Linked DNA regions of Homo sapiens: region 2 is linked to region 1. A link is a loop called in an ENCODE intact Hi-C map of the cell type or tissue named here. Cell type or tissue: heart right ventricle. All regions are shown on one strand. Links, peaks and the distances in the headings refer to the core of each region. The heading gives the core; the rest is flanking DNA.

The links. Hi-C counts contacts between places; a loop is a spot of excess contacts. Peaks named below come from ENCODE experiments on the same cell type or tissue, not always from the same donor. Only the 100,000 strongest peaks of a DNase experiment are listed, where the experiment ranks them.
Region 2: a loop joins it to region 1, with 4 times the contacts of the local background. A loop is called at or near these places in 17 of 110 quality-filtered maps.

What each region holds. Positions count from the first base shown.
Region 1 is chr6:150,595,419-150,604,371 of GRCh38, forward strand. It overlaps PLEKHG1 (pleckstrin homology and RhoGEF domain containing G1), which reads left to right and starts at 4,467. Exons shown (of 17, transcript NM_001029884.3): 1 at 4,467-4,599. RefSeq lists silencers at 3,955-4,014, 4,195-4,489, 4,285-4,764, 4,975-5,144. In heart right ventricle, for the core only: a CTCF peak has its summit at 5,507; DNase peaks (open chromatin) are centred at 4,443 and 5,303; H3K4me3 peaks cover 2,957 bases; H3K27ac peaks cover 2,925 bases; H3K27me3 peaks cover 2,485 bases.
Region 2 is chr6:150,680,256-150,689,208 of GRCh38, forward strand. All of the region lies in intron 2 of PLEKHG1 (pleckstrin homology and RhoGEF domain containing G1), which reads left to right. Among named protein-coding and RNA genes, the nearest start is that of PLEKHG1, 85 kb to the left of the region's middle. In heart right ventricle, for the core only: CTCF peaks have their summits at 5,827 (motif pointing right) and 6,029; DNase peaks (open chromatin) are centred at 3,311, 4,628 and 7,406; H3K4me3 peaks cover 2,746 bases; H3K27ac peaks cover 7,720 bases.

The DNA of each region.
Region 1 (8,953 bases), core at 693-8,692:
AAGATGTGCTCGGTTACCAAGAGGTCCAGGCTGTCTGCCTAATATTGGATTTTGTTTGTCTCTAAGATGTATTGCCCCCACGTTTAAAAGTTTCAAGTTCTAGAATTTTTATTTTCGCAAATATCAATATTTGTAAAGCAGGTACACACACAGCTTACTTTAATATATTGGTCAAAATTAAGGTAACATAGGCAGTTAGAGTAATAGGTAAAATGATGATGTCGACCATGAGCTATTTACACTTATTTTCACACGTCTGTTACCTGGCTACATTTCCTTTTTCCATCTCTTGGTCCCTTTGCTGTTTCTTGCCCTGGCCAACACTTGGTGTCCTCCTCCTATGCCAGGGCCTCCTTTGCAGGTGCCGGGGGAGCTGTGCTTTTTAAGAAGATCTGATGCGCTTACTATGCTAGTCTGATAATGCGTGTGATAATCCTTCACTATATTATCTTTGATGGATAATGAATTTGCACTTGCCTCCTGCAGATCAGTCCTTAACCTTCTAAGTCACTAGTGATGGAGATTTTAGGTACTCTTGTTCAAGCAAGCAATGTGGATGCTCTGAAGTGTCAGGATTTCCAGAAGTTCTCAAATTCTTCTACCTACTTTTAGGCCCAACTCAACTAGACACTAATAATCATGAACAGTCCTTAGTGTATCTTTGACTCTTTGGGCTTAGTACAGCTTCTTGATTTTTAAATCTTCTAGCTAATTGGAGGATTGAGAGAAACAGCAGCACCAATGTAGATTTTGCTGGCCACTCCCGGCTCCATAGAATTTGAAGACACATGTCATCCTATATGCACTTACTTATGCTCTTGGTCTTTCATTTTCCCTACGTGAGACTTTTTCCTACGTGAGTCCCTTCTCTTACCCTAATCCCTCTAATAAGTTCAGGACATTCTAGAGAGTATTTTTTAAGCCTCACACATCCAAATTTGAAATTGAAATAGCTTCCCCATCCCCTGCCAGAAAAGGGATAAATGCTACCTGTTTTTTGTCCCTCAAGTTCTCCTACAATCCAGTGGACATATTTCTGATCTTGTGTAATAATAAATTTAGTATAGTCACTATTCGCATCATAAAAGTTATCACCATATGTCATAAAGTTAAGGCAGGGTGTGATCGAGCCTTTTAACTCTGTAAGCTTTGCAAACATTAGCTCCCATATGTGCGTGGATTGGTGACCCTGAAATATGATACTGCACAAAACTGTGCAATTGTGCTGCCTTTCAGGACAAACAGCTGAGTTCGTGAGATGAGAAGAACCGGAAGGCAGAGCTGTCTGCATTCTGCTCTGCCTCGCATAGCTGTGTGGCCTTGAGCAAGTCACCAAACTTTCCTGAATAGCTGTGACCTTATGCATAATTCAGGGATTATAGTATCTACTTTACTGAATCTGTACGAGGAAGAAATAAGACACCATAAGAGGCATTTAATAATCTTTTTAAAGTAAAAGTTGTACAGGTTTGTTACATAGGTAAATGTGTGCCATGGTGGTTTGTTTCACCATCAGCCCATCACTTAGGACGTTCAGTCATCTTAAAAAGCAAGAACTTCTCTTCTACAGAAATCTAATTGATAGACCCACTTTTACTTGAGAAGGAAAAGGTATAATTTGAGGGTGGGCTAAGCCTGGGCCTGTTGCCCTCAGCCTCTTCTTGTGAAGAGAATCACTCAGAATCACAGGGTTATGGGGATGGGTGGGGGAACACTCCTTCAGGCTGTGTCTTCTGAATTCCTCTGTCTAGGAGTGGTAGTGACTTTCTGTTGCTGTTAATTTCTGGGCTGCCTCACTGTCTCTTTTTGGATTCTTGATTCTTCCATCACTTGTAGAGCCAATTTCCTGCATTAAAGTCCCTCTTTTATAAATACTTGAACTGGGTTCTGTTCCCTTTGTTTGACATTGACTGATAGAGCAGTATTAGAAAGACCACTCGCCAAAAGAATTTTCCCAATGCTGGATGCACCATTAGAAAGCCATTCCATTGGGTCCTTTTCCTTAAAGTGGAAGAGTAGACTCTTACTAACAGAATGCTACAGCATCTTCACAACTCTTATGTTGTCCGTTCATCCATCCAACAATCCACACACTGAATATCGTATACCTATTGTGTGTTAGGAGCTGAACTAAGTGCTGGACACACAAACCAGACCCACAATGTGTCAGGCCAGGTGATTTCAAGGAGCTCAAATTCTAAAGATCTAAAGGGCAGAGTTCATTTGCCTGGAAATCAGGAATGATCACAGGACTTAGGTGCTTAGTGCTATACTTGGCATACAGTCTCAACAAAAGAAATTTCTTGTTCCTGTTTCCACTTTCTACCTCCCACCTCATTAATAAACTGAGGTGAAGTGAGCGGGCTGGCCAGGAAATATTATAACCATCCCATAAGCACAGTACCAAATTCAGAAGAGCTATCTGCCTAAGGGTGAGTGCTCTTGAGCAGCAGCATCTGCAGCTGATCCAGTCTTTTCATCAGATCATAGTGCTTCATCCACAGCTTCATTCGAAGCACTTGTGCTAAGAAATGCATAACTGAGGCCAGGCATGGTGGCTCACTCCTGTAATCCCAGTGTTTTGGGAGGCAGAGGCTGGAGGATTGCCTGAGGCCAGAAGTTCGAGGCCAGCCTGGGTAACATAGCGTGACCCCGGTCTCTACAAAAAAAAAATGGTAAGTAAGCCCGGCATGGTGGTGCATACCTGTAGTTCCAGCAACCCAGGAGGCTGAGGCCAGAGGATTTCTTGAGCCCAGGAGTTCCAGGCTACAATGAGCTATGATTGGTGCCACCGCACTCCAGCCTGGGTAACAGAGCGAGATCCCGTCTCAATCAATCAATCAATAAAAGAGGAGACAGCAGAGAACAGGAATCCCCAATTCTCCTCCCTTCCTTTCCAAGTTGTCGGAAACCCTTATCTCTCAGCCACAGACACACTCATCAATGAGCTTCTTTGAATCCTAGATGCTTTGAGTGTCAAATAAAGGCTGGCACCTACCTCACAGGGTTGATGGAAACCATTAATGTGGTACTATTTCACAAACATACTGCACACTTCTAACACAAATCACAACATAGAGAGATGGGGTAACAGGCATGATTTTGTGTGAGCTCCAGAAGCTGGGCAGGGTCTTAATTAAGCTCAGTTTCCTGTCTGTGAAAGGCGACTAGCACCTGTCCTGTCAACCTCACAAGGTTATCGCAAGGCCAACTGAAACAATGCTTTGAAGATGGCAAATGTCTGTTTTAGTCCCATTGCAAATCTACCGTGGTAAATGTATTCCAAGCATAACCCAGTCCCATAGTTTTAGGTAATACAAGTCAGTTGTGGAGACTCAAATTATAAAACAGAACATAAACTCCACGTGGTAGAGAACTGTGATGCTGTGTAGCCTTACTGCACAAACCTTGTTTTGTTCCCAGTCTTTATGATAATTTCCATAATCATGTATATGCATAAAAGCAGATAAAAGGCAAAAATCAACAAGAATAGCTAACATTTATTCAGGCTGTAGAGCATGTGCCAGACAGTCTCCTAAGCCCTTCACGCACATTCTCTTATTTAAATCACATACAGCAACTCTATGAGGTAGGCACTATCATCATCATCATCATCATCATCTCCATTTTACAGATGAGGAAACAGACAGAACACAGAGAGGTTAAAGCGTTCTCTCAAGGCCACACAGCTAGCAAGTGGTAAGGCTGAAGGTCTGTTAACAACTAAGAGTGCAATCAAATCCACCACCAAACCTAAGGGGGTCCACAGGCGACCCTGATACGTCCGACTTTGGCGGGAGATTAGTGTTAAGAAATGACTTCACATGCCTTTAACTGTCGCTGCAGGCACCTTTGATTGGAGTCATAACTTTACTGCAGAGCCGGTGCCTTTAAACATCTCTCTGGCTGTCACCGGTTATTCTTTACCTCCGTTTCCACTTTTACTTTCTCTAGGCAAAGGTCGTTTGGTGCTTTAACCGAGGTGATTAGGGTAATGACGCCTGAAGAACACCGGGCTTCCCCCTCTTTTCACTTGATTACCGGCAAAGCTTCTATGTAAAACTAGAATGTTCACTAAAACCATGATTTTGGGTATTATTTTAAAGGACTCACATAGGAAATTATTACGTCCAAAGGAAAGCTAAACCTGAAGAGCTAGGAAAATGAAAAAAAGTGATGTGTCTGCGAAAACAGTAGCAGAATTAAAAAAAAAAAAAACTTTATTCCCCCCGAAGCTGTAATTTGACTGTTCTCTTTGGCAAGGCTCCAGAGACAAGGCCAAGTGCCTAATTTCTCTTTCTCTTCGCCCCCCTCCTCTCCACCTTTTTCACCCTCAGGGCAGAGGGGAGGCGGGACGAGCGATCCACTGCTCCGGCCGCCGAAGCTGGCGTCTGGGCGCGGGGAGGGGCGGGCCGGGGCGCGGCCGAGCAGTGGGGCCGAGCCCGAGGAAGAGGAAGTCGGAGCCCGAGCCTGAGCCCGAGCCCGAGCCCGACGGCGGCTGCAGGGCGCTCCGGCAGCCCGAGCCGGCGCAGCGCAGCCCGCACCCTCCCCGCCCGACCTGCGAGCGCCGCCCGGGCATGCGAAGCCGTCCCTCCCCGGGTAAGCGCCGGTCGGGCCCGGACGCCCTGGGGACTTTTCCAGGGATGGGAGGGGGGACCCGGGGACCTCCGGCGGGAGCCCCACATCCGCAGGTGGGGCCGGGCGGAGCGTGGTACCCGGGCCCCGCCGGCCCCCTGCGCGCCCCTCCGCAGTGGGGACGGAGGGCCTTGGGGGGCGCCGAGCGGTGGGGACAGAGGGCGCCGGGGGCACCGCGCGGTGGGGACGGAGGGCGCTGGGGGGCGCCGCGTCTCGGGGGTCGGAGTCGGGTCGGGGATGCTGCCCGCCGCCGCCCCGCTTGGGGTTCCGCGCCCCCAAGTTCCCGGTGCTCCCGCCCCTCGCCCCAGCGGCTGCAACATCAGCGCGCAGAGGAGTTTCTGCGAGCACCCGGGAGTTGTAGCCACCGCTTCCCCACCCCCGACTCAGCAGGACAGCCCCAGAACGGGACCCCACAGCCAGTCAGCTGGGTCAGCTCCCCAGCAGCGAAGCCGGGAGCCCGAGGACCCGGGGACGCGCGGTGGGGGCGGCGGCCGAGCTGCTGCGGCGCTCAGGGCTTGGGGGCGCCCCCGTTCTGCAGATGCGCTTTTCAGGGGGTGGGGAGTCAAGAGCCTGTGGCTCTTCCGTCACGGGGTAAACGGTAACACCTGGGCGGCCGCGACTCTGCGAGCGTTCTGGCCTCGGCGGGCGGCGGGGAACCGCAGTGATGCCCGAGCTCGCCCCTTTTGTGTCCTCGCGGTGAGCCCCGTTCCGAAGCCGGAAGCTTGGGAACGCTCTAACTGGGAGAACGGCGCTCGGCTGGTCAATTCATTCCGCTCCTCGGAAACAATGAGCTGGATCCTTGACTTGAATGTGCTGGCGGAGCGGGGTTTGTAAGCCGGCGTTTCATCCAGCTCTGGTCCTCAAGGCGCCCTTTGTACCACCCGCAGGTGGCCGAGGCTACTGCACGTATTTTCGAAATCACCGAGTGTGGGTGTTTGGGGCAGGTATCACCCCGCGAGGACCATCTCAGACTGAGAGTTGGTTTAGGAGTTTTGAACAGATTGGATACAGAACTATATTGTGTTTTGTATTTAGACCGGGGGAAAGACTAGAATGTTAACTCTAGGGTCCAGTTTGTCATCTAACAGAATTCCGGGCTTGGGTAGGTCCTGTAATGCGGTACAATAACAACCAGGTGTTAAAACCGGCATCTTCTGGATTCTCAGATTCTGTAGACAGCATACTTCTAAAAAATGTAGAGATTTTGGATTTTGATTAAATTGCTGTTAAAAACATTTCCAAGCCCATCATTTCAGGAGATCAGAAAATTTTCGAACTTTAATTTTGCCCTGTGGGACCCTGGGCAAGATACTTGCCTCTGGTCGTCTTGGCTGCCTCCCTTATAAAGCAGTGCACACGAACCAGATAGCTTCTACGGCCTCCTGCTCATTCCTCATCCCCCTCCCAAACCCCTACCCCCTGTAATTTGGTCTACAATATTTAAGACAGAGAGAAAAGTAACGGGTTGATGTTTGACTCTCTCAGCATTTTGAGTCTGGCTTCCCAATTCCTGACTTGACTTTTTGTCTCATTTGAGGTCCCAATTCTAAGCCACCAAACCACCTGACTAAAGAAACTTTTTTCTTCAGAGTGCTCCCACCTCCCTGGCTTCATCCTCAAATAGGTCATCAGTAGCAGTCCACAGTCAACAGCAATGGCTGCACGACCTTCCCCATCCTTGTGTAGCAGCCCCCCAAGTCCTCTGCTAAAGGGCAAAGCAAAGTGAGAAACAGTTACCTGGCAATCAGATGCCAGATAACTGCCCCGATTCTGCTCGTCCTTGGTGGCATTTTCCTGCTTCCCCTACTCTAAATGGGCACCCTGAATTAGGGGCACCAGCTTCCTTCAATGCCTTTAATATAGGTGACTGTCACCGAATACAGGCTTAAATATTTCAGTGGGGGATTCAGGCTGTAGTTCAAAGAAGTTAAATGATCATTTTTAAAACAATAGGAAGTGGCAACATAATTTTTCAAAACCAAGAATAACCAGTCCTATGTTGTGTTCCCCCTTTGCGGATATGATTTTTCAGTGATTTAATTAAGATCGAATGGTTCATAGTCTGTCCCATAAATATGGGAAATGCTTGAGTAGCACTAAATCTCTTGAGCCCTTCGTCAACCAAAAGCAATTCCTGAAGCTATTATCTTAATGGCGGCCGTTCACTTTTTTGCAGATTTCTTTTCCTCTCCACTCCTTTCATTGCTGGTGGTTGGTCTTTCAAGCAGTTGTCATCTTTTAATCCTCCTGCAGCATGATTAGGTCCCTGGAATATTAAACCCAGAAGGGCTCTTGGATGACCTAGTCCAGCCCTACATCTTAAAGATTTAGGAAGTCTGGTTAAGATCCAGTGATCTAGAATTAGCCTACTTGTGTGATGCTCACATCTACGTCTCTGTAGCTTTGAGACCTTCACTTCTTTAAGGAAATTACTTAGATATGGATTATTTCATAACCAGGAAAAGTAAAAATCATAGTTGGTGTCTCTCGGTTTTCTCACCTTTCCTCATTTTCACACCTTTCCTCCTTTCTTCTCCGCCCTTGTCTCAAGTTATGCCAAGGATTAAATGAAATGATTCGTATCAGTGTTTGGCACATATGGTGTGCTTTGAAGATGATTGTTGTTGATAAACCAAGTCCCAGGAGTGTATGATTTTGCAGAAGTTTATACATAGCTCTGGACTGTCAGAACTGTGATTTAACCAAGGTTCTCTTCTCTCTCCCCTGCCCCTCTTGAACTGCACTGCCTAAGAAATGTTGGTTGCATGGAGACATATTTTTAATTAAATGTAATGGTTCAGTCTTTAAGAAAAAATTATAGATCGAGACCATCCTGGCTAACACGGTGAAACCCCGTCTCTACTAAAAATACAAAAAATTAGCCGGGCGAGGTGGCGGGCACCTGTAGTCCCAGCTACTCAAAAGGCTGAGGCAGGAGAATGGCGTGAACCCCGGGGGGCGGAGCCTGCAGTGAGCCGAGATCGCGCCACTGCACTCCAACCTGGGCGACAGCGAGACTCCGTCTCAAAAAAAAAAAAAATAAAAAAAAAGAAAAGAAAAAATTATAATCCCTTGTCTCTTTTGACTTAGGAAAAATATGGTTTCTAATGCGAAATGTTGGTGTATTCAGGCAGGGATGGGAAGGAAAACATTTTTTAGACAAAGGGTCTGTAAGCAACCTCATGCTTGTGTGTGGCAAGGCATCTCAGATATTAATGTTTCATCACAGGCTTGCATCAATCTTGCTTGATAAAATTAAAAGCTGATCCCAATCCATTCGGTCATTCAGAGTCACGGGCAGTCTGTGCCAAGTAGAATTTACTGACAGAAGAGTCAGCTTTCAAGTGATTAAGAGATGACTACATCTTCAGCTTTATATTGTCTATGCTGATGAAAAGCAATAAATGCTTTAGCTGAGAAGACAGAAGTATATGGCTAATCACCTAGCGATGGGGCCCAGGTTTGCTGTGGAATACCTGGGCCATAGCGTATCTAATGCTGCAAAACAGCTTCAGGTATGCCTGGGTGATTTCCAGTCCAGTGATTAGGAGTTGACTGTGTATCTAGAATAGTCTTCATGTTTGAGGCTGAGTATCTTTTCAATATGTAAACCTAAGGTTAAAAAAAACAAAAAACAAAACCAAAAACACTTTTTCTGATGAGATACAAGCCAAAGTAAAAATTTCCACATCTAAACATCCTTTGGTAAATATTGAATTACCGTTTGATGGAAAGCTAAATCCTGCTGGATTCGTGGATCCGCAAATCCATAACTCTCCTCTTCTTTTCCCCTCCCTTCGTGGTCCTAGAGGGAAGGCAATTTGAAGAGTGTTAATGGTAGGCTAAGTTTTTTAAAAATTCCATCTACACCCACTTGTAATAACCTGATGGGAGGAGAGTCAGGGCTTTCACTCGGTCTTTAATTAAGAAAGTTGTTTTGGTAAGCTTTAAATACCAGGGTGTTATGGAGGCCTCTTAGCACCAGCACTAGGAAGGGCAAACCCTTTGCCATTATAGCATTTGGCCAAAAGCTAGCAAGCCCATTTATGTATAAGAAGGAAATGTTTTTAAATCATCAAAGAAAAATTTAAGATAAGCATGAGTCTAATAACAGCTAAAACTTTAGTATTCTCATAAGAGGAATTATTAATCCATAAATCATCATAGTATTAAATGAGCTCTAATATTTGAAGTGGTGAATAGATCTAGTTCTCTGGGTCTAGTCACATTGAGCACCAATTTAAATGGCCTGTGACTGTCTAGACATTGAAAAGACACGTAAAGTCCTAGGTGAGGGGATGGCAAGTCTTTTCCTGTA
Region 2 (8,953 bases), core at 379-8,378, 85 kb after region 1:
AAGAAGTAAAGAAATTGACTAGAGGTGGTAATGATTTGAATATGTGGAGTGATGGAAAAAAGGTGGAAAGGATGGCTCTGAAATTTCTGGTTTGCAGAACCCCACAAATGATAGTGACATTCCTTGGAAGAGGGTCCAGTTTGGGAGGGAAGTTGTGTTTCATTTTGGTTATATTACATTTCAGTTTCCTGTGAAATCTCAAAGCTGAGCTATCAAATAGTCACTTGGATATACTGGTCTGGTGCTCAGAAGTTTGGGCTGAAAATATAAATGAGTCATTGGCTGATCCTGCAAAGGAGATTGAAGAGGGATGTTGGTACAGGGAGGTGGAAAACCAGGATTCTAAGGGGCCATGGTCCCCAAAGCGGGACAGTGCTTAGTATGAAAACAGTGGCCAGAAGTGTCAGATGTTTCCAAGATGTTATACGCAGAAGAGACTGATAATTACCAGTTGGGTTAAGCAGCATCATATTACAGGTAACTGTTTTGGTTGGGGATGTGTGCGGTGAAGCGGGGAAGAGACTAGATTGGAGCGAGTTGGGGAAGAGATGAAGACAGTGAGTACAGATAACCCATTTGTAGCTTTTACACTTGAAGGAAGAAGAGGGCTACAGCTGGAGGAGGACACACTGAGAATCATGGGAAAGTTGCCTTAGATGGGCAAGTTGAAGCACATTTTCCCACCATTAGGACAGACAAAGAGGAGGTGCCCTTGGGAAGTAATCTCTAGGCATAATGCTCATATAGAGTCCAAATTCTATATGAATTTACAATTACATTTTTCATGGATTAACTTATTTTAGCAGAAACCATACATGCATTGGTGTTTCCCCTGCTTTTCTCATATATATGGCCACTGCAATGCTGAGGACCGTAAAGACAGCATGGGAGTTAGCGAGTGGTCGGGTGAATTTTGTGCAACATCCAGTTCAGAACAATTCAGCCTGGGTAGTGGTTATCACTTGGAGAAAAGAAAGGATAATAGGCCGGGCGTGGTGGCTCATGCCTGTAATCCCAGCACTTCGGGAGGCTGAGGCGGGTAGATCAAGAGATCAAGACCATCCTGACCAACATGGTGAAAACCCCTCTCTACCGAAAATACAAAATTTAGCTGGGCGTGGTGGCGTGTGCCTGTAGTCCCAGCTGCTCGGGAGGCTGAGACAGAGGAATCACTTGAACCCAGGAGGCAGAGGTGGCAGTGTGCCAAGATTGTGCCACTGCCTGGCGACAGAGCGTGACTCTGTCTCAAAAAAAAAAAAAGAAAGGATAATAGTAGATCGTCTTTTTTTTTATTTCCCTTCTTAAAAAAAGAGTTGTAGAATTTCCTCCATGTTCTTTGTATTGAGAATTCTATATACACAGATGATTCCACATCCTCCAAATTTAGAAAACCTTTTTTCCCCATCCCCTGGAGTAGTCAGCTTTGCACAGCTATCCTTCCCTAAATGCAGCCAGGAGCAGAGTCCCGGTGGTGTCTGAGAGAACCCAGCGATTCGGAGCCAACTTGAGGCCCTGTAGTGCAGGGAGACCCTGAAACCTGTGAATGAGCTTCCTGAACCCAAACTTTGCCGCTCCTCAATTTCTTTTTGGCCTTGAGTACAGAATGGAATTTGCAGCCGCTGATGAAGTATGGCTGAATGCTCCAGGCAGTGATCCTTTAAAGCTAAACCCCACTCTGCAGTGTGCACAGAGCATGGTGCTTTGCAATATGACTCCACCCCGATTCTAAAAAGCCTATTAACACAAAGACTCTGCTTTACCTACAGTTGACTCTGCCTCAGTACATCTGATGAGGGGCAAGCGTGATGCCTGCTCCCTAAATTCCCCCTTCCCCCACAGTTAGGCTAAGACCACCTTGTTGAGGCCATGCAGCCTCTGTGCATGGTGAGGCCTGAGCCTGCATGTCTGGGCCTTGTGCTGGCAGGCCCAGCGACACTCCAGAAAGAGCCACTCACCTGTGGCAAAGTTGTCAGCAGCTGAGTCAGCTGCCAAAGTAAAAAGTGCACTAAAGCTGCTTACCAGGCCACGATAAAGGCCACCTGCAAGACTGCAAAAGCAAAGTGTGGCACAAAACACTGTGCTGCGAGTGGCCACATGAGAAACCAATGGCCCACACCCACAGTGCCGCATCTGTCAGAAGCCACCATCTCCGGGGGTCATTTTGTTCCTCAAGTGCATGTCCCTGAGCCAGTCCACCAGACATGGAGGCTTGGGGAAAGGGCAGTGAAGACCCTTTCCACCCGGCCAGGTTCTGCCCAGTTTGAGAATTTGAAACCAAGCAGGAAGGCAGAGGGAGACTAAACTCTCACCTTTATTGCTGATAAGCTGACATCGGAGATTGTGTCTCATGTCTGGGTGTGCAGCCATCCTAATACCGAACTCAGAATCGGAAACTTCCTAGATGGCAGGCTGACCTGAGCAGCCCTTCACACACGGGAGCAGACCTTGCACCTGCAGGAGGGAGGCAAAGCAGGTGCTACCAGTGGGCAGCTCTGTGCCCTGAAAGCAAGAGTGCAGCCAGATCATGCCTGCCCAGTTTTCCCTTCCTATGCATGCCAGTCTAATTCCTGAGTCCTGCCCCCAAGAGAGGCATATGCGGGTTAAAGAGAGACCAGGAGCTCCTGGAGCACCACCCACATGAGAGAACAGCAGGAGTGAGGATGAAACATGCCACACACAGCCCCACCCTTACCCCAAGACTCCTCCCTGACGTTATAGTAGGAGGTCAAGTATTTGCTACAGGGTTGGATGTCATACTTAATGCTGATGGCTTCGTGCGCATCTTAACAGTTGACAACTACATCATCACAGCTTGACACACGTTTCTTCAATTGGCATGTGTTCTTTGTGCTCAGAACCACATTAGGCCCTAAGAGACTCCAGAGAGACACATGGCCCGAGTCAACCTTATCCTCTGTAGAGGGCAGATGGGGACAGTATTTATATTTATGAAATTTAGAGAATAGTTGTCAACTCGTCATGATAGGACATTAGCAACAAACACCCATGAACGAAAGTTTGTTGTGAGCCACACTGGTCTTTAAACAGCCTTCAGGATGATTCTGGTTTTCTAGATGTGTTTCCTTTCTCAGTGAGTCCCTTTTCTTGAGAGGAGAGGGGGTGTATATTACAATAAGACAGGTTCCGGAGGGAAATGACTTCATGGGCTCACTGTTGAGCTGCTTCCCTTTGCATCTCGGGGGAAGGTGTGGTTCACCCGCAGCAGGTCCGGTGAAGGAAGCACGTGTGTGTGTGTGGAAGGGTGGCGCTGACCTCCCAGACAGGACATTACCCTTCTTCCTCTTCCTGACCACTGCTGTTCCCACAGCAGTCACGGTCATCACTTAGCTTCCTGTTGGGGAAAACCTTGGACACTGTGCATCCACCTGCTATAACTGGCAAACTAAGGATGACAGAGTGTTCAATGATGCTGTTCAACTTGAACCCTGAGTTGACACACGGACCCCTCTGCGCTAGTATCCAGGGCATAGGACGTCTGAAGGAAAGATGGAGCCATTCTTGGTGGGGCGGAAGAGGCAGGAAACTGCTGCCTGGACAAATCGTGTTCTGGGCCAAAGCATCACAGGCGAGTGAAATATGGGAATATTGAAGGGGCCTGGGATGGAGGTAAGATGGAGCGATCCTATGGTTTGGCACCTGCAGCCAGGGTGGTGGCAAGGGCAGTGGCAAGTAGTGGGTTTCATGGAAGGATAAAAGTATCAGGCAGCCTCCTCGGGCGGAGACCGCAGGTAGATGTCCCTGGCCTCTGGGACTGTCTTCACCCAACAGTCTATGTGCTGGGTACATACGCTATGCTGGGCACAAAGAAGGCTGTGGTCCATGACTTCAAGAAGCCCTCAGGCTAGTAAATTGGCATCTTCATATTATCCTTAGATCCAGGCTGACAATGTAAGCAAATGTGGAAAGCGTTAGAAAATGCAGGCTCCCTGGCACTATCTTAGACCTCATAGAACAGCCATTTCAGAGCAAGTCCTGGGAATCTCCATCCCATTAAGTGCCCCCTGAGGCTTGGGGATAGATAGTTGCGTGAGACAAACTGTAGCAAGTAAATCATCGCAACAAAGTGCGAGAAGTACTGTGATTGGCTGTTTCGGGAATGACGAATGCACAAAGGAGGTTCTCCTACGTGGGAAATCCAGGTGCGGCTTGGGGACTAGTATTTGAAATTTCAACTGGCTCCATCTGCCTACTTTCTCACATACCTCCATATGCTGTCTGGTGGCTGATGGCAGCAGCTGTGCAGGGGTTTCAGTGTCTGAATTTGGGCAGTTTGCTGTGCTTCCGAAATGGTTCTGGCCAACCCTGTGTCTCCCCTTGGACTTCTGATTGGCCCATGGGGGATGAGGATTTTTGGATCTGTGGCAGCAGTAATGATCGAGGCCTCCAAGAAGAGCACCACTAGGAGGGTGTTAGTAGATTTTTAATAGCCTTCATACCGAGTCCTTTAGATGTGTTTCTTTTCTCAGTGTGTCCCTTTTCATGGCGGGGGGTTGGGGTGTATCTTACAATAAGACAGGTTTGGGATGGGGGGAAATGACTTCATGGGCTTGCTGTTGAGCTGCTTCCCTTTGCATCTCCGGGAAAGGCGTGGTTCACCCGCAGCAGGTCCGGTTAAGGAAGCACGTGTGTGCTTTCAGCATCGCTGCGTTTTCTCTGCCACTTCACCCTAAGGATGGGGTCAAAGTTGCTTCTGCTTCTCTTGATAGAGGCTCTCTTCAACTCCCTACCACTCCTAATTCTCAGCCCTTGCAGTTTCCTGCAGTGGAACACGAAGTTCCAAAGAGATGGTTCCAGGTGAATGCACAGCTGTGTTCCCACCTCCTGATCCTGTCTCCAATGAGTGACACTGGGCCGTTCTTCAAGATCTCTCCTTAACCCCCTCTTCCAAGACAGGACCAAACCCCACACTTGAGCACTGGGCTCCCCTGCTCTCTTCCCTGATGCCACCCCACTCCCACAGGGCGTGGCCCCAGCAGAAGACAGCTTCAGCCTGTTTTATTGACTCTGGGTGTGACAGGAACAGAGATTTTGAAGGCCTCTTTGCCCTTTTCCCTAGAGAGTAGGTGGCTTTGCCCCTGAGCAGCAATCCGCTGAACCCATCTGAGCCCAGCTCAGCCCTCTGTGGCAGAAGGAGCTTCCCGTGGAAAAGAGGAATCCCACTCCAGTGAGGAAGGAGAGGCACCCAACAAGGAGGCCCAGGACATGTGTCTCTCATCAAGGGCTGCCCCTCTGAGATGGTGCTGCAGGAATCCCGCCCTGAGATTGGGGTGTGGAGAGAATAGAGCCAATAGCTTCCTACTCTTCTACCATTTTAAAATCCCATCCTGCATTTCGACTTTCTCTCTGACCACAGTGATACTAAAGGTTTTCTGAATTTTGGAAAGGTCAAAATAATAAGGTAAATGTCAACAAAATGAATATGTAAGGTGTGTATCCTCAGAATACTCTTTCTTTGGTAAATTGTAGTTTTATTTAAATGTGATCAGTTTTAGGTGATACGGGGAATTTGCCTACCTCCTGCAGAAACTATCTTGATCTTATTAAATTAAATAAGATGTAACTAGGGAAGGGGGGAAAAAAGAGTGAAATCAGGCATGGATCATTCCATCTGTGTAACCCGTAAAAGTCATAACAACAGTAAATGATACCAAAACCTCTCAGGCTGCCTACAGCCAATTCAATCTCAACTTCTACCACCTAGGCTGAATGACTATAGCATACAGAGATGGCCAAGGGATTCTAGAACTTTCTAGAGCTACTTGCTCCTCCCCCTGTTTCAATGCAGTCATTGGTCACTGCCCAGTGTGCACCTGGCACCTGACCAGTAGGGGGCACACGGGAGCAGTGTTGTGTATGAGCTCAGCTCAGGCACCAGCTGGTCAGGATGAGGCACCTCTACCTGGGCTCCACAGGAGAGCTAATTAGGTCATTGGATTCGATTCATCTTTTAAAAGTCTTTGAGAGTTTACTTGATTCGGATTTTTATTAAATCTCTTAACCAACTTTCGTCATTCTCAAATGCCAGTATAATTCTGTGAACACTCCAAACATTAGAAATACTTTTCTTATATTGTAAACAAATTCTGTTTATGTAGAAGATGGTTCTCTTTGGAAAAACAATGCCTGAAAGCTCTTCCAATTTAGCAAGGAAAATAGTCTGAGAAAAGAGAAATAGGTATGCAGGTACATGCCCCGCCTCAGCCCTCCCACACGTGGTCATTTTTGCTTGTTGAAAAATTAGACTTTAAGTAAAAAATGAAGCATCGAGAATGATCACTCATATAAAGGAGACTGTGCTTTTATGATATTGGCCTTTCTCTTCTGTTGATTGACTTTATTCCTATTCTTCATTTTTATGTTTCCTGTTGTCTGTTTTTCTCTTGTCTCACCTCCCAAGCTTTCTTTCCCTGGGCCTCCCGAGGGAGGTCTGATAACGCAAGAAGGATGAGAATGTGGGCGGGAGATGAGGGCGGGAGGAACTGCCCGGACCTGTCAGCCTTGGGTGTAGCACCTGCAAGGAGGACATGATTCTCCTGCGGTGACAGCCTGACCGGGCCCCCCACCCACCAAGGCAGGACCACGGCGACCTGGGGAGCATGCTGCCAGCAGCTATGGTGGGGGCTTTGGTCAGAGGATGGAGGAATCGAAGCTCTCCTCAAAGGGCTGAGTCAAAACTTCTTATCCGACCGAGCCAAGATGGAATTGCAATTCAGGGTATGTTTGACACCTTGATGTGATTGTGTGGCCCTTTGTAAAGGGTTCAGAGGGTGATCATGAGCTTATAAGCTTTTCTCCACCTTCAAATGGAATTGACAAATCCAGAATCTGTTTTTTTCCTCAGGTTATCATAAATTGTGACTAATTTTACTTGTGGGAGGTCTATTTTCCTTTCCTAATCAAAGACTTCAGTAGTCACGTAATACCTTCAGTAGTCACATAGTAAAAGATTATTACTACCTTCTTTTTTTCCAGAGCTTTTACTTTAAGATGGAATTCTTGTTCTGTGGTATTTGTGTTTGCCTAGTAGGATGAAAAAGGTATACTGGCTTTTGGCAAATTTTAGTCTAAATTGCATCACTTTATTATGTCTGGAATGGGAGATGTGGAGAGTACTTAATTTCTGGGTTTTCTCAGTAATTCTTTTTATTTTCTGTTTTGTTACTATCGTTTTGAGGCAACAATAGAACTAGTGACAAAAATATAGCTTTCTTGTTAACTTAGTTCAAAGGGTTATTATGGCCTTTTTCTGAAATAAATTTTCATTAGAATGAAATACTTTGGAAATACCTGACCTCGTTCTCTTCTGTCTGGACCTTGGACTCCTTAATGGTACTTACTAGAAGGGAGCTCTTTGGTCTTGCCGACGATGGACCCATGGGAGGAACACAGTGCCAGCTGAGGAAGCAAGTCTGAGCATAGAAGTCATAGACTCCCAGGGGCTCTCAGAGCTGGCCTGCTGCCCCTCCATGCTCTCATCTGACCCCACGCCCTGAGAGTCTCCTAGGGAGTAAACACGAGTGTTCTTGCATTTCAACAAATATGTATTGAAAGCAAATATATACCAGACATTTTTTTAGGCAGCGGCATGCTCTGATCTATAGCTAATCTACTTTTAAGAGGTATAAAAAACAAATGTTATCATCTGTTTTGTTTGGACAGTGGTTTCCAGCCATACTTTTCAGGCTGGCTATATTCAAGAAGAGTCCAGCCAAGAAACTCTTTTGAAAATAGCCTGATAAGTATTCACTGCAAAATAGTAAATTTGTCATTTAACCAGGTATCCAAACGAGACAAGGCTGTTCTATGTTCTTAACTGCCAAAGGATGAGTGATTATTTGTAAAACCTAGGCATTCCGTAAGAAGTGCGAATCACAGTATTTAAAAAATTAATCATCTGATTTTGCTCCTTTGCTTCTCAGATGAGAAAACAGAGCTCAGGGAAGTTGATTACTGAGCTTCAGGCAGCACAGTCAATAAAGTGGCAAAGCAGGCCTGGAATCACATGTCCCAGACTCTTAATCTTACATTTTCTTCCTTTGTTTTTTTTTTTATTTTATTTTTTGAGAAGGAGTCTCACTCTGTCACCCAGGCTGGAGTGTAGTGGCGTGATCTTGGCTCACCGCAACCTCCGCCTCCCGGGTTCAAGTGATTCTCATACCTCAGCCTCCTGAGTAGCTGAGATTACAGGCATGCTCCACCATGCTTGGCTAATTTTTGTATTTTTTAGTAGAAACAGGGCTTCACCATATTGGCCAGGCTAGTCTTGAACTCCTGACCTCAGGTGATCCACCTGCGTTGGCCTCCCAAAGAGGCCTTCTCTCTTTGGGATTACAGCCATAAGCCACCAAGCCCAACCATTTAATCTAACATTTTCTCTCTTATCTCATACTCTCCTGATAAATTTGACAAATTTCTGTAACAATATTCAGAGCTTTGCAAGGTAACAAAGTAAAAACATAGTAAAAACTATGCTAACATGTAAGAGATTTTTTAAAAAACAGTGTCTTGAGATATAATTCAGGTGCCACACAATTTACCATTTAAAGTGTACAATTCAATGGTTTTTGGTATATTACATTATTTACTTTTTAAGCTGTGGTAAAATATACATAACATAAAATTTGCCATTTTAACCATTTTAAATGTGCAATTCAGTGGCATTAGTTGTATTCACAATGTTATGCAACCATCACCAGTATTTTTATAACTTTTTATCACCCCAAACAAAAATTCTGTAACCATTAAGCAGTAACTCTGTTCTCCTCTTGTCCTGTCTTTGATAACTTCTAATCTGTTTTCTGTCTCTATGAATTTGCCCATTCTCCTCTGGGAATTTACTAGACATTTTGTATGAGTGGAATTATCTAATATTTGTCCTTTTCTGTTTGACTTATTTCACTCAGTATAGTATGTTCAAGACCCATCCATATCA